2 separate regions of the Homo sapiens genome follow, and region 1 is linked to region 2. A link is a contact called in ENCODE Hi-C or POLR2A ChIA-PET data. All regions are on one chromosome and are shown on one strand. Each heading gives the region's core, a stretch centred on a gene start or an enhancer-like site at or near the end of the contact. The rest is flanking DNA. Distances are from core to core; before and after follow the strand shown. Region 1 has its middle 18 kb from the start of PIF1. Region 2 holds the start of OAZ2 (ornithine decarboxylase antizyme 2).

Region 1 (7,238 bases), core at 2,049-4,548, 100 kb before region 2:
CCAGAGTAGGGGGCTCAGCCCAGGGCGATCCAGTCCCCAGCTGGGAGGCAGGCAGGGGGCCAGGCAAGAGGGGCGGGGCGATGGCCCTCAGAAAGATAATCTTATGACCTGACTTGTCACAGTTCCTGCCACTTCTCAAAGACATTCACCCTTGGAGGGGGAGTCCCACTACCTGCTGTCCCTCCACTTGCCTCCTGTGCCTTATGCTCCCTCCTCAGTGTCCCCTGGGATCTGCATCTGAGGGTAGTGAGCAATTTACAGCTCAGTCTCCCTGCTAGGATGAAGCGGATCCCTTGATCCCGAGAGACACAGCTGAGATGTCTTTGTGTCCTCACAACCCTCAGCAGGATGACTTTTGAAAGCAGATGCTTCATTAAATGTTTCATAAGTGAACAAAGGCTTGGACAGTGACCTGAGAGGTAAGGAATGTTTACTCCCATTCTGCAAAGGAGGTAGCTGAGGCCTGGAGAGGTTCTTAGTGGCAGAACTGGAACTAGAATAGAACCCTGAGCCCTGTGCGCTCCTTCACCCTGTCTTCAGTGGGGTGCCAACTAGGCCTGACCCCATCCTTTCTGACGTCCTGGTATATTTTTCCCATCCGCACTGGGCTAATGATCTTACTTAACCCCCAATCCCGGAGCAGCCGGGCCCTCCCGCTCCCCATGCACTGCAGACCACTAGGTGGCGCCAATTGGTCATTCAGTCCTTTCCCAGGGAACCGCAGAGCCTTTGTCTCCCAGTCTCTGGGCTTAGGTGGGGGGTGCATGGACACTTTAGGAGGTGGGGGCTGAGTTAGTGTAGAGCAGGGAAGTTTTAAATAATCTTCCATCAGATTATCTGCTTTGTGCTCATTAACCCTCTTGTTGGTTTGTTTTTGTTTTTGAGATAGGGTCTAGCTCTGTCACCCAGGTTGGAGTGCAGTGACGCAGTCAGAGCTTGCTGCAGCCTCGAACTCCTGAGCTCAAGCAATACTCCTGCCTCAGCCTCCCAAAGCATTGGGATTACAGGGGCGAGCCACCATGCCCGGCCTCATTAACCCTCTAGTTTGTTTTTCACAATAACCCTGGGAGGTTGGGACAATTGTCCCCATTTTATAAAGAGAGAAACCTAATTTCTTTTTCTTTTCTCTTTTTTGTTTTTTTGTTTTTTTTGAGACAGTCTTGCTCTGTCACCCAGGTTGCAGTGCAGTGGTGCCATCTCAGCACACTGCAACCTCTGCCTCATGGGTTCAAGCAATTCTCCTGCCTCAGCCTCCCGAGTAGCTGGGATTACAGCTGGCTAATTTTGTATTTTTAGTAGAGACGGGGTTTCTCCACGTTGGTCAGGTTGGTCTGGAACTCCCGACCTCAAGTGATCTGCCTGCCTTGTTCTCCCAAAGTGCTGGGATTACAGGCATGAACCACTGCGCATGGCTGAGAAACCTAACTTCTGAGAGGTTAGGTGACTTGGCTATGGCCACACTGCAAGCTGTATCTGGAACCCAAGTCCCAAATAAAGGGTCCTGGGATTTTTGCAAAGTCAGCAGAGAGCCCTGAAGCCAGATTCCTGTGTTTAAACACTGGCCCCATCAGTTCCCGACTGTGTGACTGTGGTTATTCTGCTTAAATCTGAGCTCTGGTTTCATCGTTGGTGAAATGGGGATAAAGCCGATCAAACATGGATGGAGTTAGGAAGACAGAAGAGCTGGAGTCAGGCCAGGGATGCAGCAAACCCTCAAGGTTAGCTCTTATTTATTTGTCTTGATTATTGTCACCTGAAGGGGCCATCCCCCGCCCCATTAACCCCCTCTTGAGCAGCCTCTGGGGAATAACAAAGAGAATTCACAGCAGCCCAGAGTAAATGAATGCCATCTTTCACAAAGCCTTCCTTCCTGTCTGGCCTTCTGGAGGACCTGGGCTGCGCCCACCCACCATGGGGAAGGGGAGGATGAAATCTCCCCACTCTGCCTCCCGCAACACACGTGAGGTACAGGTCCCGGTCAGTTAGTGCACTTGGGCATAATCCCCCTTCTGTCTTCTGCCCATTTTCTTATGAAAGCGACTTCGACAACTCTAAAGTGGAATTTTTTTTTTTTTTTGAGACGGAATTTCGCTCTTGTTGCCCAGGCTGGAGTGCAATGGCGTGATCTCGGCTCTCTGCAACCTCCCCCTCCCGGATTCAAGCAGTTCTCCTGCCTCAGCCTCCTGAGTAGCTGGGATTACAGGCATGCACCACCACGTCCGGCTAATTTTGTATTTTTAGTAGAGACGGGGTTTCTCCATGTCGGTCAGGCTGGTCTCGAACTCCCAGCCTCAGGTGATCCGCCCACCTCAGCCTCCCAAAGTGCTGGGATTACAAGTGTGAGCCACCGCGCCCAGTCTACAGTGGAATCTTTAGACCTAGTTTACAGAGGAAGTCAAGGCTCACAGAAGGTGGGTGGCCCTAGGTCATATGGCTGTAAATGGCAGATCCAGGTTGGGCATCCAGGTATCTGAGGCCTCACCTTGGTGTTCAGGGCCTTTGAAAAAAGGACTGAACATGGGATGCTTCCTTTCCCCCTAGCTCTGTCCCCAAAACTCCACAGGCCAGACTCCATTTCCTTAAGATTCCAAGAGCATCACCTGCTGGGACAGAAATGGCAGGGGGGTGCCCCTGAGTCCTTGGCCCTGGCAGGCCAAGATGGGAGGGGTGGGGCTTGAAAGGCTTAGAAGGTGACCTTGAATAGGGAATTGGAACCCTAAATTCCTGAGGAGGCCTGGGGCGGGGGCTGTGAATGAGACAGCCAGCCCATCTCCACTCCTCCCCCGCAGCTCCAGCTCCCGCCTTCAGCCTCAGCCTCCAGGCAGATGCCCGCCCCAGGGGTGCCCCCTCAATCCCCGCCCCCAGTGGGTGTTGGGTTCAGTAAGCAGAGCCCCAGCTCACCTGGGAAGGTGCAGAGTGAGGATGGCATCCAGTTACAAGCTAGGGCTGGGAGGACAGGCAGGGGCAGCCCGGGGGCAGGGGCCAAAGGTCTGGAAACTGATGGTGGGGGCAGGTGTCAGGGGAGGTCTCAAGACAGCCCCCCACTCTGCAGGCCCTATCCCCTTGCCTCCCAGAAAACCTCCACACTCCTGGCATCTGAAGACCGGGGCGTCTCCCCGCAGACTAGGCCTGTGCTTGGTAAACTGTGCAGGGCTCTGCGCACTCCTGGGAGGTTGTTCTCTCTTGCAGCTCCACTCCTTTCTCCCTTCCGCCAAGATGGCCTCCTCTCCCGCCCCTCTACTGGGACCTGGCACAGCACTCCATGCCTATTTAAGGCAAATCTCCTGATCTCCTTTTAAATAACATTCGCTCCTTGTTGTGGAGAAAGCAAGCAGGGCCTGAGCTCGGGAAAGGGGAGGAAACCCAAATATCCCATGGAGTGGGTCATGGGGGAGCACGGGTGGGGGAAGCAGGTATGTACTCCCCCTCCCAAAATGAGCCTTGAGAAGGTCCTTTCCCCCATCCCCTGAGTCCTGCTGGTCCCTCATTGCATAGGCCCTGGATTGGCTCGAACCCCTTCAGAGGGGCTGGGGCACTCCCAGAAGGCTAGGACAGGGCAGCTCTTGCAGGCGTTGGGGGAGGGGCATGGGGGGATATATGCTTTGGCTAAAGGAGGGGCATACCCAGGAAGACCGGCAAGGGCCATGGAGGGTCTGAGGTTGGATGGACATCTGACCTCACAGCCCACCCAGTGTGAACGATGCACCAAAACTGCTCTTTGTTAGAACCTGAGGCTCAGAGAGAGCAAAAAACTTGCCCAGGGTCACACAGCCTGAGTGGAAGGGTCTGAAATCCAAGCTGGCAGGCTCCAGATTTAACGCTTTCTCCCCTTCTCTGCCAGGTCTCCTTGTGCCAGGGACTATGTGACACAAGACTTCTAGGCCCTTTTCAGGCATCATTCAAAGCCCTGAGCACACACCCTTCCTCCGCCTGCCTTCCTCTCTTCTGCCTCCTCTCCAGACCCACCAGAGCTGCCTTTCCCAGGTCTTCGGTCCCTGACTCAGACCTGCCCCACTGCTACTTCCTTCTCTCCCACTTCCCCTCTTCCTAGTCTTTCCCCCAGGTGGCTGCCTCCCTGGCCTCCCTTCTAAGCATCGCTAATCCCCCTGTGGTCCTCATATGACTGAGACGCCCTCTCCAGGGTTCAAAAAGATGGTCAGGGATCTTTTACAGATCATGTTGCCTCCTCGGGACCAGGAGCTTACTCCTCAGGCATGTGAGCCCCAGCAGGCCGGCCCCACCCCTGTCAGGCTGGACTGGGGGCTGGGGGACCAGAGGGAGGAAGAAGCCCTAGCCTCGCCTTCCTCTGCTCACTGAGAACTGAAAAAACCACAGTGGTCAGTTGGTCCAGTGGCCTCACATCACAGATGAGCAAACTGTGGCTCAGGGAATGGGAAGGAAGGCCCCAGGGTCCCCACAGTGAAATAGAAGCTGAGCTGGGTCTGACTGGAGCCCCTAATAACCTAAGGTGGGGGCTTCATCCTGGGAAAAGAGGGTCTATTATAGGAGGAAATGCAGCCACTGTCACTGCCCCAGTGTTAGTGTGCTTGTTGGATGGGGCGGGGGCGGTGGTGCCTGGAGGTGGGAGTATGTGAGGGTGAACTTTGTGTTTAATTGGGGTGTACTTGATCTTCTCTGGGTCTTTCTAGCCTGGCTCTACCGTTAACCTCTTGTGTGTCATTGGGCAAGCCCCTTTCCCTCTTTGGGCCTCAATTTCCTCCTGTAAAATGAGTTGGAGAGATCTTTGAGATCCCTTCCAGCTCAGACCTCATGCATCTCCCATCAGCCCAGCCTCATCTGCCCACCTGTTTCCAGGCTCCTGCCCTGGCTAAGGTTGTCTCACAGCCTGCTGAGGCTCCCATGGCCTCTCTCAGAATGGTCTCTCTCAGCTGGGCGCAGCAGCTTATGCCTGTAATCCCAACACTTTTGGGAGTTCAAGTCCAGCCCGGACAACATGGTGAGACCTTGTCTCTACAAAAAATCAAAAAAACATTAGCTGAGTGTGGTGATGCATACCTGTAGTCCCAGCTACTCAGGAGGCTGAGGCAGGAGGATTGTTTGAGCCCAGGAGGTCAAGGCTGCTGTGAGCTGATAGTGCCACTGCACTCCAGCCTGAAGGACAGAGCAAGATCCTGTCTCAAAAAAAGAAAAGAAAAGGCCAGGCATGGTGGCTCACGCCTGTAATCCCAACGCTTTGGGAGACCAAGGCAGGTGGATCACAAGGTCAGGAGTTCAAGACCAGCCTGGCCAAGATGGTGAAACCCCATCTCTACTAAAAAAATACAAAAATTACCGGGCGTGGTGGTGGGTGCTTGTAATCCCAGCTACTCCGGAGGCTGAGGCAGAGAATAGCTTGAACCTGAGAGGCGGAGGTTGCAGTGAGCCGAGATCGCGCCACTGCACTCCAGCCTGGGCGACAGGGCAAGACTGTCTCAAAAAAAAAAAAAAAAAGAAAAGAAAAAAAAAGAAAGGACTGGGCACAGTGGCTCACACCTGTAATCCCAGCACTTTGGGAGGTCAAGGCAGATGGATCACTTGAGGTCAGGGGTTCAAGACCAGCCTGGCCAACATGGTGAAACCCTGTCTCTACTGAAAATGCAAAAATTAGCTGGGCGTGGTGATGCGAGCCTGTAGTCCCAGCTACTTGGGAGGCTGAGGCAGGAGAATCACTTGAACCCAGGAGGTAGAGGTTGCAGTGAGCCAAGATTACACCACTGCACTCCAGTCTGGGTGACAGCGAGACTCCATCTCGAAAAAAAAAAAAAAGAAAGAAAGAAAGAAAAGAAAAAAATTAGCCCAGTGCAGTAGCACACACCTGTGGTCCCAGCTACTTGGGAGGCTGAGGTGGGAGGATTGCTTGAGCCTGGGAGTCAAGGCTTCAGTGAGCCGAGATTGTGCCACTGCACTCCAACCTGGGTTACAGAGCAAGCCTTGTCTCTAAATAAATAAATAAATAAATAAATAAATAAATAAATAAAAGAATGGTCCCCATTTCCTCATCACATGCATTCAGCACATCCCTCCTGCAGTCTTGGACCCTGGCTGAGTTTCCTCATCTGACACACAGCAATGACAATCCTCCCTTGAAGGGTCTGTGGTGTGAACACCCAGTGGGACACACCCGTGGGGCTTGGGAAATGCTGATGGCTTAACCAGCAGTCCCAGCTTTTCTGCACTGAACAGAAAGCCTACTCGTCCCACCTCACTCTCCTTCATCCAAGTTGACCAGGTCCTCCAAGTTTGGTTCAAGTCTTCTTTTCCTCCAAAAAGGCCAGTTCAGTTCCCCTCTGTGAACTGGAGCTCCTACAGGGCTGGACTTCCACTTGCCTGCCTCCATCAGCAGCTCCTACCATCCTGTGGGAATGCAGAGCTAGGGGCTCCAGGAGACCCAGCTACTAGGACATTTGATGAGGAAGTGGCTGGGTCTGAGGGCTCATTCCCACAGAACATGACTCCTCCTGCCCCAGAGCTGTTTTTGACACGGGATTATCTTTGACCTTCAGAAACATCCTTGCTGCCAACTCTAAAAAAGCTCAGAGTTGGCCAGTCGCGGTGGCTCATGCTTGTAATCCTAGCACTTTGGGAGGCCGAGGCAGGTGGATCACGAGGTCAAGAGATCAAGACCATCCCTGGCCAACATGGTGAAATCCCATCTCTACTAAAAATACAAAAAAATTAGCTGGGCATGGTGGCATGCACCTGTAGTCCCAGCTACCCAGGAGACTGAGGCGGGAGAACCACTTGAACCGAGGAGGCAGAGGTTGCACTGAGCCAAGATCGTGCCACTGCTCTCCAGTCTGGCGACAGAGCGAGACTCTGTCTCAAGGAAAAAAAAAAAAACAAACAAACCCAGAGTTGGGCTTCAGGACATACACTCAGCTGGAGGTTTTAGACCCCATCTTACCCTGTTTCAGTGATTGACCAAATGAATGTTCAGGGCCAGATGACCTTCCCCAAAGGCACAGGAAGGAATAGCTAGCAGGAAATACAATTTGTTAGAAGATACCACTAAGGGAAGAGAAGCCAGAACCTACCAGTTTGGCATCTTCCTACTCTGGGGTCTGAACTGCATCAGCCACTTACTTCAAGCCTCAGTTTTCTCATCAGTAAAATGGGAATAATGATACCGATTTCATCCTACATGAGAATTAAATGATATATGCAAAGTGCTTTGCTTTGCATTTATCAGATGGATCCCCTGTTTCAATAAGAACTGTAGCTACTATTTTTTGTTCTTT
Region 2 (6,751 bases), core at 593-3,092:
GGTCTCTGGGACTATGCGATGGGGTAGATCAGGGCTGGGTTTAAATGTCCAATTTTGCTAAGTACTAATGTAAGAACATACCTGACTTGAACCTGGAGGAGTAGGTAGGGATAGCTGAGGGACAAAGTGGAGGATCTTAAAGTGAACCAGAGTATGAGACCAGCCTTGCCTGAATATCTAGTGATAATCCGGGCAGTTTCGGTATCATTTACCACTTTAATTTGTGTTGAAAAAGCCTTAGCTTGGTAGCTCCAGCCTTCCTTCTGTGCCTCCATCCCCATCATCCAAAACCCAAAAGCATGCTGTTTGTGAAGGAGAGTAACCATATCCTGAGATGACTCCAATGTGAGATGTTTGTGAACTGAAAGTCATAGTGACCGCCGATCTGGAGTGTCACCCTTTCTCTGAGTTATCACTCTTTCTGCAAAGCTGTCCCTAATTCCCTAAATTACTTTCTCTGTGGCATTCCTCAGATTGAGCACTTACTTACCTGGTATTGTGATGACCTGTGTCTCTCCCCTTGACCGGATTGTGACATCCAAGGCAGGAACCTTGCCTGGTTGATTATGGCGTATTCTTGGACTCTAGCACATGCCTGGAGCATACAGTAAGTAGCTATTCAATAATTATTTGTTGGCCGGGTGCGGTGGCTCATGCCTGTAATCCCAGTACTTTTGGAGGCCGAGGCAGGTGGATCACCTGAAGTCAGGAGTTCAAGACCAGCTTGGGCAACATGGTGAAACCTCGTCTCTACTAAAAATACAAAAATTAGCCGGGCATGGTGGTACATGTCTGTAATCCCAGCTACTCAGGAGGCTGAGGCAGGAGAATCGCTTGAACCCGGGAGGTGGAGGTTGCAGTGAGCTGAGATTGTGCCACTGCACTCCAGCCTGGGCCACAGAGAGAGACTCCATCTCAAAAATAAGTAAATAAATAAAATAATTATTTGTTGAATAACTGAATGGATGTAATCTGAGGTGACAGAGTGACCCACTGTGATCTGAGATAATGTGACCTCTCTTGATTGCAATCTGGGTTGACTGTGAACAGAGTCGGGGCTTTTGATGATTGTGTTGAAGTGTCTGTGATTGTAACCTACAAGGACTGTGATCTGAGGGGTCTGCGCACCGGTGACTGTGGCCTTCAGGCACTAATCTGTCATAAGGACCAGTAGGGATAATGAATGGAGGTGACTGAACTAGTAACCTTGCATGATCGATTGAAGTAACTTGCACTGATTGTGATCTGAAGTGACCGTGAACAAGTTAGTGACGACGCTTTCCACGACTGTCTTGTTGTGACTGTGCTCATGATCTACAGAGTTCTGGCTTCAGATGACCTAAGCCAGTGCTTGGAGCAGCCTTGACGATTGACATGAGATGTGTGCGAGATGCTGAGATTGTTGATCTACCCTGACAGCTGAGGTTATTGATCTGCATTATGAGCTGAGATAACAGATCTGTGGGCCTGGACTCAGACTAGGAATGGTGCTAATATGTGTGTAGTTCTCTTAAGATTTCTGATTTTGTTTTAATATCCTCCCAAATGGCACAGCCCTGTTCGGCCCCACGCCAACAAGGAATAGGGATGAGGACCAGGTTGAGTCAATCCTCACAGAAAACTACCGGAAACACAACGCATCTTCTGGGCCGCGCTGCCGCAGCTGCGGGCAGACCCACCGCCTTGGTCATGGCCTCCTGCACAGCCTGCCCTTCGTTCGGACCCCCTAGCCCTACCCCCACGATCGGTCCGTGGTGCGCCTGCGCGGAGGCGGGGCGGTGCTTTGCCCTTTGTTGTGGGCCCCAGTTTCCCAGGACACCGCGCGGCGCTGGGGTGGGGCTATGCAGATGAGGCACTCGGGGGCGGGGCGGCGGCGGCGGCGGCGGCGGTGGCGGCCGGGGAGGGTCAGTTGGAGGCAGGCGCTCGCTGAGGCAAAAGGAGGCGCTCGGCCCGCGGCCTGACAGGGACTTAGCCCGCAGAGATCGACCCCGCGCGCGTGACCCCACACCCACCCACTCATCCATCTATCCACTCCCTGCGCCGCCTCCTCCCACCCTGAGCAGAGCCGCCGAGGATGATAAACACCCAGGACAGGTAACGGCCCGGCCCAGGCTCCCCGCCCCCATCCTCCCTCATCTGCTCCAGAGGGCCTCTCACGTACCCCTAGCCGGCCCCCGCCCCCCGCAGCGGGGCCATCCGCCCCCAGCCAGGTCCGTTCACCACTTCAGCCACCCTAGTCCGGTCCTCAGCCCTGCAACTGGGCCTTCTTCTGTCCTTTAGCCCCCTCTTCAGCCGGGCCCATCCCCCTCATCCGGGCCTTCTCCTCCCCTAAAGCCCCCAAAAGCCGGAACCCAACCTTCCAAGCAAGTCCCCTTTTTTCTTTCAGCCCCACCGAATTGTGCCCCATTCCCCAAACTGGGCTTTCCCCGGCATCCAGATTCCCCAAATTGTTTCCTGTCTTCCTCAAATCTTTCTTACTCCCCTTATAAGTCACTTCACCCTTCCCTTTGAATTCCCTCCCTGATGAAAACTGCACCCCCCACCCAGACTCTTCTCATATCACTGCCCCCCGCAAAGTCAACCTCCATCCTTCAGTTCTCAGTTTACCCCCACTCATCACCCTCCCCCCATTCTCTTCAGGCCTAGCAGTCCTTACACAGATGTCCAGCCTCTTCCTCCTGGTCCCATACTTCAGCTTCATCTTTCCCCCACCTTCCCCTCTCCACACCCCTCTCCCAGTTAGGCCCCATTTTCCCAGTCTCCCAGCGCCATTCCTTTTATTTATCAAACACCAGGTTTGATTCTTGTGCTCCATCCTGTTGCCCCAATGGTATACCCCCAACACTCTTGGAAACATTCTTACCCTCTAAACATCTTTTCTCAGCTGGAACTCATCCTTCTCCTTCCCCTCTTAACTGAATCCCGTCTTTGGATCATTAGATCACAGGACCCAGCCATCTCGCTTCCAGTGAACCTTCCCCCTGTACCTCCAGTGCCTTCAAACCAAGCTCTATATTCTGGACACTAGATCTTTGCAATTTCCTCCCTCAAAACCCGACCCTAGTCTTCCCCCATTAATTAGAGAAAGGCTGCACATCTTTCTCAGACCGAGCACCCTGGTTTTCCAAACTTGCATGGTATATCCTTCCCCCTGCAGATAGTTCCTCAATTTTCCTTTCTCTACATGCCTCTCTTTCTCCAAGACAACCCTTCTCACCTATCTCTCCCTCAAATTTTAATATATCCCATATTTCTGCCTCTGTTCTCTGAAACTGTTCCACAATTTCCTAATTCCCCGGAATTTTTAATCCTAGTTGCTCCTTATACATCAGAATGGCTTTCATTTACAATTTGGACCTAATTCTCTTCCTCATTTTTTCCCCAAACTTGTTGCTGTCCTGTCCAAACCGTGTCTGAAGCTCATTAGTTCCCCACACCAGACCTTTTGTCCCCAGATTTGGCCTTATGGCCTCTGCCTCTCACTTGGGCCTCATTATTTTGCAAGCAGATCCATTCCCTGTAAATCTTCCTTAAATTGGGCCATGTTCTATTCAGAATTAGACTAGTTCCTCTCAAATGCATTGCCTTCTTTATTGCTTTTCTTTGCATAGAGCCCTCTAACTGCCACTCAGGATTCCTCTCAAACTTGGGCACTCTTCTTACTGAAATAGTCTCTCAACTTTCCTTTCCCACTTGTTAACAGCACCAGCCTTAAATATTCCAACTGGGTTTTCAGCTTTTCTTGTATTTCAGTGTTTCTTACCCTGGCTTCACATTTGAGAAATCAGTCACTTGGGCCTTACCTTCAAAGATTGGTCTCATTGGCCTAGAGTGTCCTGATTATTAGCATATAGTTTTAAAGCTCCCCAGGTAATTCTTTATAATGCAAAGCTGGGGTTAAAAACCACAGCTTCCTTCCTGCAGCTTTTCCCATCCTATTCCTGTAGTGGGTGTCAGCCCTTTTCTACTGACAAAGGCCTAATTTTCTTCGAGGAATATTTTTTTTTTTTTTTTTTTTTGAGACAGGGTCTCACTCTGTGGCGCAGGCTGGAGTGCAGTGGTGCGATCTGGGCTCACTGCAACCTCTGCCTCCTGGGCTCAATTTCTTCAGGGATTTCTTAGTCTTTCTCTCTCAGGTGCTGTCCAGAAGTGCCCAAGATACAATACCTGCAACAGCTTCTGAAGTTCCTGTCTGTACTCAGTTCTCAGCCATTGGCCATTTTCTTCCCCCAAGTCTCAGACTCTTAACTGGTGCCCTCCCCCTCATTTCTTCTTTGCATGCAGGAAGAAAATTCACTCGCCGTTTGATAATTTGTTATGGTCTTATTTGACCTGTTATCCCTGCCTCCCATGTTCTCTTTACCCTACAACCCATCAGCTGTTAGAGTTTCCTTTTCCAAGACTCTCCATGTCCATCCCCTCTGCATTCCCCCCTTTCACTCCATCTTCTGTAACCCAGCCCCTCGGGAGCTGAGGAGGTGGAGGCGGATATAGACACGGAGAGTGCTGGATGCAAAGGTGTTACTTGTGGCAAAGGCGCCGTGTGTGCTGAGGATAGATGGCAGGTATGAGAGAGGGCAGGATGAAGCACAGGGGTGGAGGGGAGCAGAGAGACCTACAACAAAACCCACTCAAGGGGTATGTGAGATAGACTTTTTTTTCTGTTCTTTTTGTGTGTCTGTAGTGGGGGTTGGAAAGTGGGGTGGTCTCAGCAGTCATTCTCTGGAGTCCTCTGGACTGAGCTGGTCGAAATGCCGAGTCTTTTGTAGGCTGAGCCCTGAGAGTTGAGCAACTTGGAACCAACATGTAAGAGTCTTCACCAACTGTGAGGTTGAAAGACCTGAGTTCTGGCTGAGCCAGTGTGCTTACATGTGAAAAGAAGAGGGGGTTGGGTTAACTTGACTCGAAAATTCTTTCCAGCTTCCTAAGTGGCAAAACAGGCTTGCTTGTCTCCAGGGCCCTTGCTTAGCGTGTTGGTAATTTGAGGGGCCTGGCTGTATGAGAGGCAGGTGGAGAGAGGAGCCAACTGGCCTGCCAGGGCCTGGGTAGGAGCTAGGCCTTGGATCAGGCTCCTCCACTTGGCCTGGGGGTGGGGTGTTGTGTGCAGGGTGTCTGGTTTCTTTGAGTGATGGCAATCCCATTTCCATAGCGTGTTTCCTAGATTCCTTGGGCCTGCCCCTAACTTTCTAAAAGGAATCCTGGTAGAGTCCTAACTAGGGATTCTGATAAGAGCCGGATGTTCTTCCCAGTCAGTGTTCTCGAGTGTTTCATATCCATAGAGTGGGGAGCTGGCTGGGAATTTAGCTCCCATTGGGTGGGGGATGGGATTTTCAGCTTCCCTGGCTCCAGTGAAAAACTCAGGAGGTGGAGGCTTGGTTTCCTGGAAGAAATAGTTGCAGAGGAGCTGGCACTATGTTTTGAAAACAAGGCTCTTCCTTTCCAGTGTTATTCTGATTGGTACTTCCAAAATGTCAGAATTCCTGATGGTGGGGGAGGGAAGAAGATACAAGTACGAGCACCTTTATTATCCTTTTTGAACATGAGGTTTAAATCCAAGGAAATCAAGCTTCCTGGTCTTTTTCTCCCTGGATTTGTGGGGGCAGGGAGACAGTATCTGTCCAGGGCTTGCTTTGTACCTGTGACAGTACAGTATGTAGAGAAGCACTAGCCCTGGCTTGATAGTGATATTATTATCAATCTGTGCTGATGGGCTTTGAGGAGAAACATTTGGTTCTGCAGGTGGTTTTTTGGGGGAAGGGGGCAGGGCATAAGAACATATCAGAACTATCAGCATCTTCACTGAGTGGTTTCCTGGGTAATGGAATTTCTGTCTCTTCCTAAAGGGTCTGGTTTCAGTTATTCCTTATTTATTGACAATATGGCTTGTTGGGCATGGGGTGGTAGGGAGAGCCAGTTTTCCAATGATGTGCCTTCAAGGTCACTCTATGGTAGGAGGGTTGGGGGAGAGGAGAGAGGGGAGAGAGAGAGGAGAGAGTCAAAGAGGAGAGAGAGAGAGACAGACACAGACTCTCCTAGTATAGTCAGGAATCCCCCAAAATCAGAGCTATGCTTCAGAAAGCAGTGTGGGCTAATAATAGCAATTCCTCACTCTGCCAAGAAATCCAAATTTAGCCTCAGAGCTGCTCAAAAATATAAAAAAGGGGACTGAGGAGTGGGATAGAGGGATGTTACAAATGTGCATTTCTAGAAAAACAAAATGAGTAATTCATCCCTTTTTGAAAGAGTATGCAGTGTTGATTCAAGTTGGTGCCATGATTTAGAAGGTTATGAAGCCAAAGTTACAGACCAGGCCAGGCATGGTGGCTCACACCTGTAATCCCAGCACTTTGGGAGGCTGAGACGATTGCTTGAGCCCAGGAGTTCAAGACCAGCCTGGGCAACATAGTGAGATGCCCCATCTCTTAAAAAAAAAAAAAAAAGTTATAGACAAGAAAGGGACAAGTAGGCAGGCAAGAATTTTGTCACTTAAAGTGAACAAAACAGGTAGTGTCCGGTTAGCAGCAGTAGTGTAAAATGCTTTGTATAAGATAAACCTTAAGAAAATTTCTTAGTCCTTTGATACTATATAAACAATGATGTAATTCTGTCCTGGGAAGAGGCTGGCACTGTGTGATGACCTTACTCTGCAAACTAGATTGAGGTACTTAATATGTAAAAGTAAAGTCTTATATTAAAGCTTGATTACCTAGCTATCCACTCACCTCTGGTAGCATATGTGATTGTGCGTTCC

The links. A loop is a pair of places that touch in the nucleus more often than their neighbours do. ChIA-PET counts read pairs that join two places held with the same protein, here RNA polymerase II (POLR2A). Pooled maps may share reads with other maps.
Region 1: POLR2A ChIA-PET joins it to region 2 with 65 read pairs in H1. The contact joins the enhancer-like site here to the promoter of OAZ2 in region 2. A Hi-C loop is called at or near these places in 1 of 168 maps with a recorded cell type or tissue (sigmoid colon) and 5 of 50 pooled maps. POLR2A ChIA-PET finds 5 or more read pairs at or near these places in 7 of 52 experiments (AG04450, H1, Panc1 and 2 more).

The regions. Positions count from the first base shown.
Region 1 is chr15:64,803,540-64,810,777 of GRCh38, reverse strand. No RefSeq gene overlaps it. Among named protein-coding and RNA genes, the nearest start is that of PIF1, 18 kb to the left of the region's middle. RefSeq lists enhancers at 1-20, 1,543-2,050, 3,574-4,081, 4,589-5,097. Within about 2 kb of position 3,298, at least 2 of the 41 ENCODE cell types and tissues checked have a DNase peak (open chromatin) inside an H3K27ac peak, as active enhancers do.
Region 2 is chr15:64,698,372-64,705,122 of GRCh38, reverse strand. OAZ2 (ornithine decarboxylase antizyme 2) reads left to right here and starts at 1,842. Exons shown (of 5, transcript NM_002537.3): 1 at 1,842-2,094. The coding sequence starts at 2,075. It overlaps LOC124903507 (a long non-coding RNA gene), which reads right to left and starts at 580. Exons shown (of 3, transcript XR_007064679.1): 1 at 491-580. RefSeq lists silencers at 1,707-2,026, 2,037-2,256 and enhancers at 3,885-4,722, 4,723-5,559.